Regions from separate parts of the Homo sapiens genome. Here region 1 is linked to region 2. A link is a loop called in an ENCODE intact Hi-C map of the cell type or tissue named here. Cell type or tissue: CD4-positive, alpha-beta T cell. All regions are shown on one strand.

Region 1 (8,000 bases), 1.0 Mb after region 2:
GATGGAGTCTCACTCTGTCGCCAGACTGGAGTTCAGTGGCATGATCTTAGCTCACTGCAACCTCTGCCTCCCGGGTTCAAGTGATTCTCCTGCCTCAGCCTCCTGAGTAGCTGGGATTACAGGCATGTGCCACCACGCCCAGCTAATTTTTGTATTTTTGGTAGAGACGGGGTTTCACCATGTTGGTCAGGCTGGTCTCCAACTCCTGACCTCGTGATCTGCCCGCCTCAGTCTCCCAAAGTGCTGGGATATCCTCATATTTTAGAGATACAAATTTTAGTATTTACAGATGAAATGATATGGTGTCTGGCATTTGGTTTAACCACGCAGGACAAGGAAGGGAAGTGGGTGGGTTGGGAGATGAAGCAAGACCAGCCGCGGGTTGATGGTGGCCGGCACTGGGTGACAGGTACTCGTAAGTTCATTATTCTTTCTGCTGACTTTTGTATATGTTTGAAAGTTCCCATAAGAAACGTTGCCTAAAGGTCAGTGAGTTTTGCCATAAGGCAAGGAAGCTAACTTATAGGAGTAATTTACGGAGTGCCATAAATAGGAGGGCAAACTTGCAATGTGAGGAGGAGGGCAAAAAAGTGACCAGTGCTGCTCTAATCATGCTGTATAAAATCTCCAGATCTAATCATGCTGTATAAAAAGCAAGGACTTAGCCGGGCAAGATGGCTCATGCCTATAATTCCAGCACTCTGGGAGGCCGAGACAGGAGGATTGCTTAAGCCCAAGAGTTTAGGACTAGCCTGGCCAACGTGGCAAAACTCTGTCTCTACAAAAAATACAAAAATGAGGTGTGGTGGTGCACCTGTAGTCCCAACTACTTGGAAGGCTGAAGTGGGAGGATCACCTGAGCCCGGGAAGTTGAGGCTGCAGTGAGCCATAATTACGCTACTGCACTCCAGCCTGGGTGACAGAGCGAGACCCTATCTCTCTCTCTCTCTCTCTCTCTCTCACACACACACACACACACACACACACACACACACACACACACAGATGTGAGGACTGTGAAGTGGGCCAGCTCACTCCTGCTGGTCATAGCCCTGCTCCCCACCAGCCAGCCACAGCATGGGTCACCCCTTCCAGCCCTTGTTCCCTCCATCTTCACATGCACAGCGGTGGGGAATAAGTTTGCAGGACTGGCTTTGCAAAGCTTCGCTTGAGTCCCAGCTTTCCCGAAACACAGCAGCCCCGCAAAGCGGGTGGGTGAGCCCAGAAAAGACTAGTCCCAGGAGACAGGCGCGCAGGGCCTACTTACGATGGTGTCGCACCAGAACTCGGCCACCTCGTGCACCCGCATGGAGGTAAGCAGGATCTCCCAGACCTCGAGCTTGAACATGTTTCCGATGATGATGTGCATGGGCTGGCCCACCTGCCGACTGTCGTCAATGACTGTCCGCTCCTCATCACATTTCATGGTGCGGAAATGAAAGATCACCTAGTCACCGAGACGGTGCACTCTGCTCTAGACACACTGTTCAAGGCCCGGCAGAAGCCACCCCCTTGCCACCGACACCCAGGGCTGTCCCCAGGGTCAGCTCACTCAGTTCACCCCATCAGATGCCTCAGACCCCTGGAGCACCTCCACCCTGCCTGCACCCCCCAGGGAGGAGGGACCCACCCCTCCCTACAGACCCCATTCCACTCCCCACAGCCCTGTGCGTCCAGAAATCCTTCCTCAAGTAAGCCCGAGTTCTTTTTTTTTTTTTTTTTTCTGAGACAGAGTCTCACTCTGTTGCCCAGGTTGGAGTGCAGTGGTATGATCTCGGCTCACTGCAACCTCCACCTCCTGGGCTCAAGTGATTCTCCTGCCTCAGTCTCCTGAGTATCTGAACTGGGATTACAGGCGCCCAGCACATCTGGCTAATTTTTGTATTTTCAGTAGAGATGGGGTTTCACATGTTGGTCAGGCTGGTCTCGAACTCTTGACCTCATGATCTGCCCATCTTGGCCTCCCAAAGTGCTGGGATTACAGGCGGGAGCCGCCTCGCCTGGCCAAAGCCCGAATTCTGTAGCCACAGACGCACCCTTCAGTCCAGGGAAGCCTAACAGACATTTGGGGACAAATACCAAGACTCCTCGGACTCCCTTTCTTCTCACTCAACATTTAGGGCCCCAGAAAATTCCCAAAAGCCCTTCCCCTCAGCCCATGCTAAAGTTGAATCTGCAAAGTACCAAAAATGCCCCCTGAATGGGTAAACGCTGGGAGCTCCCCGGAGGCCCAGCGCTGGGGCTGCCTGGCTGTTTTTTTGGCACAGCTGAAAGCTGTTTACAGTGCCTTGGGGCACACCTGGAATGTTGAAAGCTGCTGTGGGGGACCCTGTCTGCTCCGGAGGGGCCCCACTCACTCGGGATCCGGTGATGAAGTTTGGGAGCTCGCCCGTGCCCCCGTGCAGAATGGTTTTCTTGACCCCTTCCACGTTCAGGAGCAGAGCGGCATCCATGGCTGCAGGAGAAAGGGAGGTGTCCAGCACAGGCGGAGATAATCTCACCTCCGGGGAAGACACTTAGGCGGCTGAGACTCTGGGATTTACCCAGCCAGGAGGAGTGGGGGGAAGGGCAGACGGTGGGGGCGGTGACCTAGGCGCCCCGGCTTCTCATCAGAGCCACTCGGGCCGGGCCTGTGGTCCACAGGCAGCCTCGCCTCCTATCCCATCCACCTTTGCTTCCAGTGATTCTGGGCCCCTGCCCAGGGTTGTGCTAGATTTGGCTTTTTGTTCCACCCCAAGAAGGAAAAAGGTCCGCTGAGCTTTCTTAAAGAAGACAGGGGACCAGGCGCGGTGACTCACGCCTGTAATCCCAGCACTTTGGGAGGCCGAGGCGGGCAGATCACAAGGTCAAGAGATCGAGACCATCCTGGCTAATATGGTGAAACCCCATCTCTACTAAAAATACAAAAATTAGCCGGGGGTGGTGGCGGGCGCCTGTAGTTCCAGCTACTCGGGAGGCTGAAGCAGGAGAATCGCTTGAACCCGGGAGGCGGAGGTTGCAGTGAGCCAAGATAGCGCCACTGCACTCCAGCCTGGCGATGTGGAGAGAGGCCTGGAGGCCACTGAAGGGGAAAAGGAGGGGAGGCATGGGCTGGGCCCAGACTCTAAGTCCCCGAGGACCCCAGGCCAGCCGGGGTGACAGCTGCCCTTTGCCATCCAGCCACCTTTCTGCTTTCCCTGTTCCCCCTCCCCTCCCCAGAATCTGCCTTCAGGAGGCCCTGCGATGGTGGCCCAAGGCAAGAGGGGACAGGTTTCTGGCTTGGGAGAGAAGGAAGACGGAGAACGAAAGGCGGGGTGGGTTTGGGTAAAGTTGAGGCGCCCTCCGCAGCCCCGCTCCTGCCTCCCCTGCAAGGTCTGGCTGGGGGAAGGGTGGGTATCCCCTCCCCTCCCCTCCCCTCCCCTCCCCTTTGGAGGCCCTTAGCCCTGTGCCCTGGGAACCAGGCAGAGTTTATTGAGGGCATCAGGGACGCCCAGAAGGGCTGGGAAACATAAATGCGAAGACCTGGTGTTTGGCACCACCGTGTGGCCAGTTCAAGCTCCTACACCTCCGCACCCTGAGGGCACTGGACTCAGCTCCACGAAACCATTCTCTTCCTGACACCAGGCTCACCGGTTGCAGAGGGAAGGGGTGCAGGACTCTGCTACAGGGAGAGATAAAAACACGGGACTAAGGAGGCTGAAGTAGGTGGATCACCTGAGGTCAGGAGTTTTGTATTTTTAGTAGTCTGTACTAAAAATACAAAAATTACCCAGGCATGGTGGTGCGCACCTGTAATCCCAGCTACTCAGGAGGCTGAGGCAGGAGCCTCGCTTGAACCCGGGAGGCGGAGGTTGCAGTGAGCTGAGATCGTGCCACTGCACTCCAGCCTGAGCAACACAGCGAGACTCTGTCTCAAAAAAACAAAACAAAACAAAAAATGCTAGACTAGGCTGGGTGCAGTGGCTCATGGCTGTAATCCTAGGACTTTGGGAGCCAAGGCAGGTGGATCACCTCAGATCAGGAGTTAGAGACCAGCCTGGCCAACATGATGAATCCCCATCTCTACTAAAATTACAAAACTTAGTCGGATGTGGTGGTGGGCACCTGTAATCCCAGCTACTCAGGAGGTTGAGGCAGGAGAATCGCTTGAATCCAGGAGATGAAGGTTGCTGTGCACCAAGATCATGCTGCTGCACTCCAGCCTGGGGCACAGAGTGAGACTGTGTCAGAAGAAGAAGAAGAAGGAGAAGGAAGAGGAGGAGGAGGAGGAGGAGGGAAGAGGGAAGAGGGAAGAGGGAAGAAGAAGGAAGAAGAAGAAGAAGACTGGACTGAGCCAGATACAGCTAAGTTCAAAGGGCTGATCCTTTCCTATTTACTGACCTTGTTGCCTTGGATGTCTCTCGTTTTCTCTAACTGCATTTTCCCAACTGAAATGAGAAAATTGACCTCTCCTGCTCCTTCTCAGGGGAAGTTGGGAGGGCTGCAGCAGTGAATGGCACCCTGAAATCCGGCACTCATGAAAGTCTTGCTTCCCGTGAGGAGTCATTGGCATAGAGGAGACCAAACCTGGGCCAACTGGTCAGGCCCAGGGAATCCTGGCCAGATCCCCAAGGGTCCAGTCTCCATCCCTGGAAGGCAGAAGGCTGCTGAAAACCTTCCCCTTCTCTCTTCCATCCTTTCTCCAGCCACACGGCAACCTAGAGAGGTCTGCATGCATAGGTAAAATGGATACTTAGTAAAACTAATACAGGAATTATTAAGAAATAATTTTTAGGCAGATAGTAAGGGTAAAGGTTCTTGGTGGAAATTTTCCTGCAATAAAAAACAAGCCCCCAAACCATCTCTTTTCTAACAGAAAAGGCTGCTTAAAGGGCCAGGCTGGCAAACCTTGACATGCAAATGCTGGCCATTAGAAACTGGGTTCACTCATATGGAGATTCCTGCTGTCTTTTCCCTGTCACCAGGTGTACCGAGTGTCGTGGCCACCTCCAGATAACACCTTGTGTTCAGAACATCATAGCGACCCACATTTGCATATTAAAGGACTAAGGTGGGAAGGCCAGGTGTTTTGCGGGGTTTGTAAATGACACACCTGGTCAAACCAATCCCCTGGGCCCTATGGAAATCAGACACCACCTCCTCAGCCTCCTCATATAAGCAGCTACTTCCCACCACCCTCACCCTAAACAGGGGGTTTTCTCTTTGTTCAAATCCCCCCCCTCTGTCTCTGTATGGGGGGGCTATTCTCTTCTTCCTTCCTTCTTTCTTGCCTATTAAACTTTTCACTCCTTAAAACTACTCCACGTATGTTCGTGTTGTTAATCCTATTGGAGCAAGACCAAGAACCCTGGAGTTCCTCCAGTCATCAGAGCCGTATCAAAACTACAAAGGAAAATAAAAGTATTTATCATAAAAGTCTAAGGAGACAGGAAGAACACACTTGTCACTTGCGGGTGGCAAGTGTCTGCTTCTGGGATGCTGGCAGTGCTCACCCTTGACCTAGGTGATGGTTACATGGGTGTTGGCTTTATAAGTACAGTAAGTCCTCACTTAATGTCCTTTTAGGTTCTTGGAAACTGCAGTCTGAAATGAAAGGACATACATCAGGTCCTCAAATAACATCGTTTCAATCAATGTCATCATTTCATTATAATGTTGATGAGAAAAAAAGGTGGTTTCCTTATATGTCATTTCATTTAAAGTCAGTCTTCTTTTTTTTTTTTTTTTTCTGAGATGGAACTTTGCTCTTGTCACCCAGGCTGGAGTGCAATGGCGCGATCTTGACTCACTGCAACCTCCACCTCCTGGGTTCAAGTGATTCTCCTGCCTCAGCCTCCCAAGTAGCTGGGATTACAGGTGCCTGCCACTTCACCCAGCTATTTTTTTTTTTTTTTTTTTTTTTTTTTTTAGTGGATACGGAGTTTCATCACATTGGCCACTGGCCAGGCTGGTCTCAAACTCCTGACCTCAGGTGATCCACCCACCTTGGCCTCCCAAAGTGCTGGGATTACAGGCGTGAGCCACCACGCCCGGCCTAAAGTCAGTTTTCAAACACCTATTGACAGCATTAAGTAAGGACTCACTGTATTCATGACACTAGATTTTATGTCTTAGGCAGTTTTCTATCGGTGATATAATTCACAGTGAAAAGGATCCAATCATGTCTCTTCTCACACTTCTTAAAACTCTCCCACTGTTTCTGTTGTTTCCCTTTGTAGAGGGTCGAAGGGCACACACACATTGCAGAGATGTTTAAACAGTAGAACTGATAGATGTAGCCTGTAGCTGATTGGGGGATGTGGGGGCGAGAAGAAAAGGGGATGTTGAAGCCGATGCCAGGGGGGTTGGTTTCCCTGCTGAGAAGAATGAGGATTCACTCCTGGTCTGTGCCTGGAGTTGTGCCACAGGCTACAGACTGATGCCCCAGAAACCCTTTGCCCCCTGTCTTAGTTCATTTTCTGTGATTATAACTGAACACCACAGAATGCATAATTTATTTTTTTAAAAAAGACATTTATTTAGCTCATAGTTCTGGATGCTGGGAAATCCAAGAGCATGGTGCTGGCATCTGGTGAGGGCCTTCTTGCTGCATCATAACGTGGTGGAAGGCATCACATGGTGAGAGGACAAGAGCACGCACATCAGCTCAGGTCTCCATTCCTCTTCTTGTAAAGCCTCCAATCCTATCACAGGGTCCTACCCTGATAATATTATCTAATCCTAATGACCCTCCAAAGGTCCCACCCATAAATATCATCAACATACGAATTTGAGGATTCGGTTTCCAACAGATGAAATTTGGGGGACACATTAAAACCATAGCTGCTCCCAAACCAGTCTCCTCATGGACTTTATTAAAATGCCAATCTAATAACCTACTGCCCTCTTCAAATTCAGCAAAGAGTTGCCACCACCTTCAGGACAAATTTTAAGCTCCTTCTCTGGCCTACAGACCCTGTCTCTTGCCACCCCATCCCCTACCCTCAGCCCCTCATCTCAGCCCCACCCTTTTTGTCTAGGCTTTCCCCAGTCCTAACGCTTGGCAATGCTCCAGACTCCCAACCACTGGCCCACTAGCTCCTCACTTCAAACACCACACATTCAGGGAAGACTACCCTGACCTCCAGCTCCTGTCAATCTCCCCATGCCCCTTATACCCTGTCACTTCTCCCTAGCACTGCACATTCATGCTATTTTGCCCCATTGTAATTGTTTACAATGATGTGTTTAATGTCTATGTCTTCCATCAGATTGACAGTTTCAGGAGGTCAAGGAAACTAGTGGAATGTTTGCTCTTGGACAAAGAGCCCCTGGAGAGCAGGGCTGGAGCTCCTCGTTTGTCCCCCTCCCCAACGGAGGCAAGGGTGATGCTGGATTCCCTCCCCCTCCAAAAGCCTCTGCTAGGAAAAAGTGACTGGTTTTTCCTCCTTACCAAGAACAGAAGCCAATGTACCGACCTCTGGACTAGGAGCCTCCTTCCCCTGAGTACAGCCTCCTTCCCTCCCTCCAGCCACCACTCCACGCAAGGCAAAAGGGAAAGGCTTCCCATTCATAAGAAAATGTTTCTTCCCCCTTTACTTGTTGCCATGGAGACTGTTCTTCATTAACCTGGCCTGCCAGTTACCATTCTGAGTGAGGGAAGATGGTGGAAAGCTCCAAGCAGGGAGGGCCTCTTTATGCATGCATGCATTCATTGTTTCACCCCTGATCTTAACAAAGTTGTGTAATCTAAGGGTAAGAATTCAGGCTTTGAAGTCAGTCACTGGATTTAAGCTCCAGTTCTGACATCCCATACAATCTTGGACCAGATATTTCACCTGTCTGCATCTCACTTTTGTCATCTGTAATGGAAATAAAAAACGTACCTACTTCATAGAATTGCTTGAGGATTAAAAAAGAATAAAGAAAGTAAATGCCCTTAGCAGAGAGTCTGACACATGGTGAGGGCTCAAAAAATATAAGCTATTATTACGGATGCCTGTGACATGACAGGCACTGGGGAGGCTATTGTGATAAGACAC
Region 2 (8,000 bases):
GCAGTGAGCTGAGATCACGCCACTGCACTCCAGCTTGGGCTACAGAGCCAGACTCTGTCTCAAAATAAATAAATAATTTATTTATTTTAATAATTTAAATTATTTATTTAAATTTTATTTGTTTATTTATTTGAGATGAAGTCTCACTCTGTGGCCCAAGCTGGAGTGCAGTGGCGTGATCTTTGCTCACTGCAACCTCCGCCTCCTGGATTTAATCAATACTTGTGCCTTAACCTCCTGAGTAGCTGGGACTACAGGCGTGTGCCACCACACCCCACTTATTTTTTGTATTTTAGTAGAAATGAGGTTTCACCATGTTGCCCAGGGTGGTCTCAAGCTCCTGAGCTCAGGTGATCCACCTGCCTCGGCCTCCCAAAGTGCTGGGATTACAGGTGTGAGCCATCGTGCCTGGCTCCAAATTATAGCATATTTCATACGTATATATACATTTTAGGATGGTTTGACTTAGGATTGATACATATTTATACAGTACAAGTGTTTTCAGATATAGTATCTCATTTGATCTTTTTACTAACCCTGTAAGGAAATTACAAGGGCAGATATTATCAATCCTATTTTTAAAATGAGGAAACAGATTTAGAAGGTAAACAGTTTAAGGGGACTCAACTTATAAGTTGCGGAGCTAAAAGCAGTTTCTACCTTATACAGATGATCCCCAACTTTACAATGGGTTTACCAGTACATAAGCCAACATAAACTGAGGAGCTCCTTACGACTTATGATGGGGTTACCCATCATAATGTTGAAAAATCCTACGTTGAACCATCCTAAATCGGGGATCCTCTGCTGTGTTGTCAGCAATAAATCCATTTTCAACTTACACTGGGTTTATCGGGACATAACCCAATCGTAAGTTGAAAAGCATCTGTACTCTTTTCAGTAGATCTTTCAGATTCACTTTTCTGGATTTGTTGAAAAAGAAATTATATAAAAATAGGCCAGGTGCGGTGGCTCACACCTATAACCCCGGCACTTTGGGAGGCTAAGGTGGGTGGATCACTTGAGGTCAGGAGTTCAAGACCAGCTTGGTCAACATGGTGAAACCCCGTCTCTACTAAAAATACAAAAATTAGCTGGGCATGGTAGCGCTTGCCTGTAATCCCAGTTACTCGGGAGGCTGAGGCAGAAGAATCGCTTGAATCCAGGAGGCGGAGCTTGCAGTGAGCCGAGATTGTGCCACTGCACTCCAGCCTGGGTGACAGAGCAAGACTCCATCTCAAAAAAAAAAAAAAAAAAAAAAGTATATATATATATACACACATACACACACACACACACACATAAAATACTTACACTTCTGGCAAACTTCTGGCTGACAGATAACTGGTTTTACAAAATCTTACTTCTACCTAATCGAAAGAATGGCCTAGCCTCAAATGAGACAGCAACGTGGTACTTCAGGCAGAATAAAGTACAATCAATTACACATATACTATGAACATTGATAACACAGAAGCCAGTCTGCAGACCACGAGGAGTGTTTTAATGTTTTAAGAGTAGTATACTAAACATGCTTAAGAACCACTAGTCTTGAACAATTTTCTGTATATATAATAAATTATACAGATAAATAGTATACAACTTACCTACAATTCACTGTTGATTTTCCACCTTCAAATTCAGAATTCTTCCCCCATCTTTTAGGTAATTCTAATACCATAAGTCCTTTTATTCCTATAAGTGCTACATGATGTTGTGTTGGGCTTAACAAGACTTGATAGATTTCAAACAGGGGTGGATTTATGCAAAGCAATCTCTGAAAATTAGAGCAAACCAGTCAACATAGTTAATTTTAATTTAAATATAGGTGGCAGTTACTTGAAATCACAGTAATACTTAGTTTACTACAATTATAGGATAATAAAACTCTGGATAAGTACTCACACTTGTACCATTAACTCACAAATTTTTTTTTTTTTTTTTGAGACAGAGTCTTGCTGTCACCCAGGCTGGAGTGCAGTGGCAGCCCACTGCAGACTTTACTATGGGGGTTCAAGTGTCCTCCCCACCTCAGCTTCCAGAGGAGCTGGGACTACAGGTGTGCACCATCACTCCCAGCTAATTAAAAAGGTTTTTTTTGTAGAGATGGGGGTTTCGTCATGTTGCCCAGGCTGGTCTGAACACCTGTTCCCGTGCTCACAAGATCCACCTGCCTCCACCTTGGCCTCCTAAAGTGCTGATTATAGGCTACAGCTACCACACCCAGCTTACTCATGCTTGCTTTTAACATCCAAAGTTACAACTCATGATAAGCTGCTTTCTTCCCCATCTCTAAGGTTTTGAGATTTTGGAGGAGTGAAGGTTATTGAGATAGTCACCAATATTTACTGAAAGCTTATAAATTCTGGGCACTCCAGCATTTCTGTATGCTGGACATACAAAAATAAGTAAATAGCCAGGCGTGGTGGCACATGCCTGTAGTCCCAGCTACTTCCAGGCGCTGAGGTGGGAGGATCACTCGACCCCTGACAGTAGAGGCTCCAATGAGCCGTGATCACACCACTGCACTCCAGCCTGGGCAACAGAGAAAGACCCCATTTCAAAAATAAAAAATAAAATACGTTTTTAAAAAATGACAAGGGCAGACCCAGCCCCTGCCTTGGAGCTTACAGTCTAGAAAAGAAGACAGAGGCAGAGTGCCATGGCTCACGGCTGAAATGCCAGCACTTTGGGAGGCCAAGACGGGTGGATCACCTGAGGCCAGGAGTTCCAGATCAGCCTGGTTAACATGGTGAAACCCCGTCTCCACTAAAAATACAAAAAGTAGCCGGGTACGGTGGAGTGGGCCTGTAATCCCAACTACTCAAGAGGCTGAGGCAGGAGAATCGCTTGAATCCATGAGGTGGAGGTTGCAGTTAGCTGAGATTGCACCACTGCACTCCAGCCTGGGCAACAGAGCGAGATCCTGCCTCAAAACAAAACAAAACAAAAACAGCCGGGCGCAGTGGCTCACGCCTGTAATCCCAACACTTTGGGAGGCCAAAGCCAGCAGATCACGAGGTCAGGAGTTCAAGACCAGCCTGGCCAACATGGCGAAACCCCGTCTCTACTAAAAACACAAAAATTAGTCGGGCGTGGTGGCAGATACCTGTAATCCCAGCTACTCGCGGGGGGGGCTGAGGCAGAAGAATCGCTTGAAACTGGAAGGTGGAGGTTGCGGTGAGCCGAGATGGCGCCATTGCACTCCAGCCTGGGCAACAAGAGCGAAACTCCATCTCAAAAAAAAAAAAAAGACACAAAATAATTATAAATAATTAAGTTATGATTATGTCAAATGCTACACAGCAGTATAGAATGTTATTAGAATACTGCGTGCTGCACATTTGGTAATTATTATTATTTTTTGAGACACAGTCTTGCTCTGTTGCCCAGGCTGTAGTGCAGGGGCGTGATCTCAGCTCACTGCAACCTCCTCCTCCCAGGTTCAAGCGATTCTCCTGCCTCAGGCACCTGAGTAGCTGGGATTACAAGGGCGCGCCACTACACCTGGCTAATTTTTGTATTTTTAGTAGAGACGGGGTTTCACCATGTTGGCCAGGCTGGTCTCGAATTCCTGACTTCAGGTGATCCACCTGCCTCTGCCTCCCAGTGTTGGGACTGCAGGCGTGAGCCACCGCGCCCGGCCTTCATAATTCTTTTTAACTGAAATTGGGTAAATAAGTAGACTGTAGACTCCTGCCCTATTTTCAAAACTGCAGAAGCATTGCTAGCGTCTTATTAAAATTAAATCACTTCTCGGTAACAAGAATTGGACCGGGCACACAACAGATGTCATACCTTAGAATGAGTACCAAGCTCTTTTTCATCTTTAAGAGAATCTGTGTATTACAAATAAACATTTCCATAAACCAATATTTGACCACGGCAAGTGTGTAATACTTTCTGGATCACACCCATTTTCACATGCTGTCGGCTAATCAAAAACAAAAATCCCCATTTTGGGTATGGCTTTATTTTCTAAAGCGGGCGTTACGGGGGTAAGAATTAACAGAGACTTCCTCCTCCATGTCAAGCATGAAGCGTGGTGCTTTGAAACCTGCAACCTGACTTGCTGTGCACAACGCAAGAGAAAGTTACGATCTAACCTATTATAAGCGTCACATCAGGAAACAGGTTTCTCTCGACGAAACTAAAAATAGCAACTCCGCCCACTCGTTCTCAACCCCTTTAGCCCGCTTTGTTTTTCTCCAGAGCACTCATCCGTCACTAGTATTTTTATTGAATATTCAATGACCCTTTCCTTCCTCCCAGGCCTCCAGGCCGTAAGCATCGAGAGAGCCTGAGTCCCCGCGACCGCGTATGGCAGCGTCGGAGTCAATCCGCTGGAACGCCTGCCACAAGATGAAAAACAGCCAAGAGGAGCAAGGAACAAAAAAGACTGGTTCCGATCCCGGTGAGGGTCACTTCCAAGATCGGCCTGGCATTACCTGGTACTGGGACAGGGCGGGCTCTTCGCCGCCGCCGCTGGGGCCCCGAAGGCGAACGACTAAGAAGGAGCTGTCTTCTCCGTCCCACAGGAAAAGCTCTCCGCCGAGGCCAAAGACCACGTTTCTCGTCAGCAACTGCGGCGGCGGCGACGAAGGCAACGACGAAGAAGCTGGTTTCTCAGCTTCGGTTGGACTCTGGTTTTTCAGTCCCTCCCGGAGCCGCAAGAACACGACGTGGTTAGGAAGCCAGGTCTGCCACAGCTCGCCGTCGCCCACCGGTCCCTCGGCGGCCGCCATCTTGGCCCAACTGCTCCCCTCACTCCAGTTGCTCAGCCCGCCGCTGAGCACAGCCAATCCGCGGCCGTCCACTCACTGTTTCGGCCAATCACCGAGCAGACGGCCCGGAAGCTCGAGAGGCTCGTGCCAGGTCGGGGGGCGAAGGCGAGGCCAGCCCACCAAGCAGGGGCGTCACCAAGGGAAAGCCAATCACCATTATTTCTGAAGCCCAAGGGGGCGGGACGAGAAGTCAACATAATGGTGGTGCTGCTGGAAATCTAGCACCTGGGGAGAGCCTGAGACTTGTGTATCTAATTGCCTATTGGACACCTCCATCTGGGTAAACCCAGGCATCCAGAACTTTCCCTCAAGACTTACCTCCCTCAGTGCAGGTCGGGCTGGCCTCACGCATTTCGCTTGGATGCCTAAATCTGTCTCCACGTGGGGCCGGTCGATAAAACAACACTTCCCAGAATACGCTGCGATCCATTCGCGGTCTGCACCCGGAAAGTACACCTCCCAGGGGTCTGTGCGCGCCTCCAGGGAACGGGTCTTGTGGCTTTGTCTCCCGCGAAGAGGAGATGGCGGAGTCGTTGAGGTCTCCGCGCCGCTCCCTGTACAAACTGGTGGGCTCGCCGCCTTGGAAAGAGGCTTTCCGGCAGGTGGGTATGGGGTTTGTGCAGTGGTCTACCCTAGATCGTCCCGGTGACCGCCGTCTTCCCTGCCTTCGCCTTAGCCCTGCTCCGTGGAGCAGGTGCCGCAGCGCGCCTGGTCTGGTCAAACCCAGGCCTGCTGACTGTAGAGTGTGGGATTAGCCCGGGTCGGTCAAGTCCTAGAAAGCCTTGTTTTTGGATTCGATTTTGTTTTGAATTTAAATTGTGGTCAGGACATCACCGTTTGCACCTCTGCAATAACACTACCTACTGTTGCTGCGGAGGTGGCCACCGAGAGAGGCACTTTGTCTACGTTCGTCTTGTGAGATAGAGATGATTTCTATTCTAGAGAGTAGTAAAATGAGGCTTAGAAGAGGGCTCCACCTCAGTTCTGGCCTCTTCTGAACACAGTGTGGTTATTAGTAAGTAATGTCCAAGAAAGTAACCCGACGCAAGAAAGATAGCAGATACAGCAGAGTTTCTCAGCCTTGACAATGGACATTTTGAGGGAGATATTTATATGTTGTGGAGGGTTGTTTAAGCCACGTCTCGGGCCTCCACCCACTAGATGCTAATAGTCCTATAACTAGAATTGTGACAACCAGAAATGTCTCCAAGCATTGCCAAATGTTCCTTGGGGGACAAAACCTCCCTGAGTTCAGAAACGCTGCTGTGCAGGAAGGCCGTTACCCAGCCATATCTAGAGTAGCAAGAATTTGGAAGGAATATAAATGTTCTGTAATAGGACATTGGATGCTGAGATATTATGCACACAACCATTAAGGAAACTGGCAAGCTAGAATAAAAAATATGGTTCTTTGTAAATACGTGTACAAAGCATTGTAATTTTATGTATCTCTACAGAGGAATATGCAAAAGTAACACTAGTTAGTATTATCATTGAAATTTTGTGTCTATAAACTTTCTTTAATGTTTTCTCAACTAATGTAAGAGTGTTTTTTAAAAATAGAAATGCTTTTTTTTTCCCCCCCAATCTTGCTCTTTTTTCCCAGAGATGCCTGGAGAGAATGAGAAACAGCCGGGACAGGCTCCTAAACAGGTACCGCCAGGCTGGAAGCAGTGGGCCAGGGAATTCTCAGAACAGCTTTCTAGTTCAAGAGGTGATGGAAGAAGAGTGGAATGCTTTGCAGTCAGTGGAGAATTGTCCAGAAGACTTGGCTCAGGTCAGGCTGGGCTATGTGTTTTCAGGGAGGGGGACTGCACCACCAAGAACGGCTCGTGTCCTCTTTTATTTGTTTACTTGAGTCCTCTAAACCCACCATTCCCCTAACCCCATTTAGAATTCAACAGCCTTTAACCCAGGCTTTTCTACACTTAATGTTAGACTTGTCTAGATGAAATGGTCTGAAATACCAGACCGTAGACCTGCTCATCACTGCAACATCATCATTTATGAAACTAAAAAGAAAGAAATTTCATTTCTTGCCTCCACCCTTGGAAATTATGATTCAGTAGGCATAGGCTAGGAATCTCTTTCTCTCCCTCTCTCTCGCTCTTTTTTTTTTTCTGTCTTGCTCTGTCGCCCAGGCTGGAGTGCAGTGGCAAGATCTCGGCTCACTGCAACCTCCACCTCCTGGGTTCAAACGATTCTCCTGTCTCAGCCTCCCAAGTAGCTGGGATTACAGATGTGTGCCACCATGCCCGGCTAATTTTGTTTCTGTTTTAGCAGGGATGGGGTTTCACCATGTTGGCCAGGCTGGTCTTGAACGCCTGACCTCTAGTGATCTGCCCACGTCAGGAATCTCTTTCTAAAAAGGTCTCCAGAAACTTTCCGATTCTAATCTCAGCCAACGTTGGCAGCCATGTGTGGAAGGGAAAACCATTTATAGTGTATCAGGAAGAACACTGGATTCGAAGTCAGGAGTTCCAGAATTCAAATCCTGGTTTGGCTATTGACTGTTAACTTCAGTTTGCCTCTTTGAGGTTTAGTTTTCACATTTATAAAATGAGAAGATAATGTTTTCAGCATTGTAAGGACTGTGTAAGAAAATGTGGGCAACTGTTTGAAACCATCAACACCCTGTGTAATAATGATGCATTATTCAGTGGCTTTTGTGTGTCCTGCAGTACACCAATGTTTGCCTTATATCACCACAACTAGTACTCACAGTAACCCTCTTAGATAGATTTTATTCCCACTTTACAGAGGCCAAAACTGAGATTTGCAGAGATTAGGAACTTTTCATGTGGTTACGTAGCCTTGGAAGAATATGTACCTAACTGCTACCCTATATCGTCTCTCCAAAATTGGGTACCATTATTTTGTCACTGGATAGTTGGATCATTTGTTGATGGCTTGTCAGCATGACAGCATTACCCCACTGTCAGCATATTCTGCAGGAGGACTGGACTGATTTTGTCCAATAAATCTGGGTTCTTCAAGCCAGCCTCCAAGTATGAATCACTGTGGGGCTTGGTTGGTGATTAATACTTCAAACTTCTGATGCCGCTCCTTTCTCTTCCAGCTGGAGGAGCTGATAGACATGGCTGTGCTGGAGGAAATTCAACAGGAGCTGATCAACCAAGGTAACCCCTAGTGGTAGTCCTTCCTTACCTGTATTTAGCTACTGGAATACTGTGACCTTTCCTCCAATCAGGATTA

What was found. Peaks named below come from ENCODE experiments on the same cell type or tissue, not always from the same donor. Only the 100,000 strongest peaks of a DNase experiment are listed, where the experiment ranks them.
Region 1: it touches region 2 in a loop (13-fold over the local background); 2 of 110 quality-filtered maps call a loop at or near these places.

What each region holds. Positions count from the first base shown.
Region 1 is chr17:6,432,652-6,440,651 of GRCh38, forward strand. It overlaps AIPL1 (AIP like 1 HSP90 co-chaperone), which reads right to left and starts at 2,470. Exons shown (of 6, transcript NM_014336.5): 1 at 2,358-2,470; 2 at 1,268-1,447. The coding sequence starts at 2,453. LOC107985017 (a long non-coding RNA gene) reads right to left here. Exons shown (of 3, transcript XR_001752776.2): 3 at 4,647-4,686. In CD4-positive, alpha-beta T cell, a CTCF peak has its summit at 3,526 (motif pointing left); a DNase peak (open chromatin) is centred at 3,520; H3K27me3 peaks cover 1,073 bases.
Region 2 is chr17:5,414,906-5,422,905 of GRCh38, forward strand. It overlaps NUP88 (nucleoporin 88), which reads right to left and starts at 4,757. Exons shown (of 17, transcript NM_002532.6): 1 at 4,449-4,757; 2 at 1,608-1,777. The coding sequence starts at 4,745. RPAIN (RPA interacting protein) reads left to right here and starts at 5,277. Exons shown (of 7, transcript NM_001033002.4): 1 at 5,277-5,386; 2 at 6,391-6,561; 3 at 7,864-7,924. The coding sequence starts at 5,306. RefSeq lists enhancers at 4,119-4,758, 4,394-4,931, 4,932-5,469, 5,199-5,318, 5,329-5,548. In CD4-positive, alpha-beta T cell, no CTCF peak of the experiment used is centred here; DNase peaks (open chromatin) are centred at 4,096, 4,876 and 5,216; H3K4me3 peaks cover 2,923 bases; H3K27ac peaks cover 2,556 bases.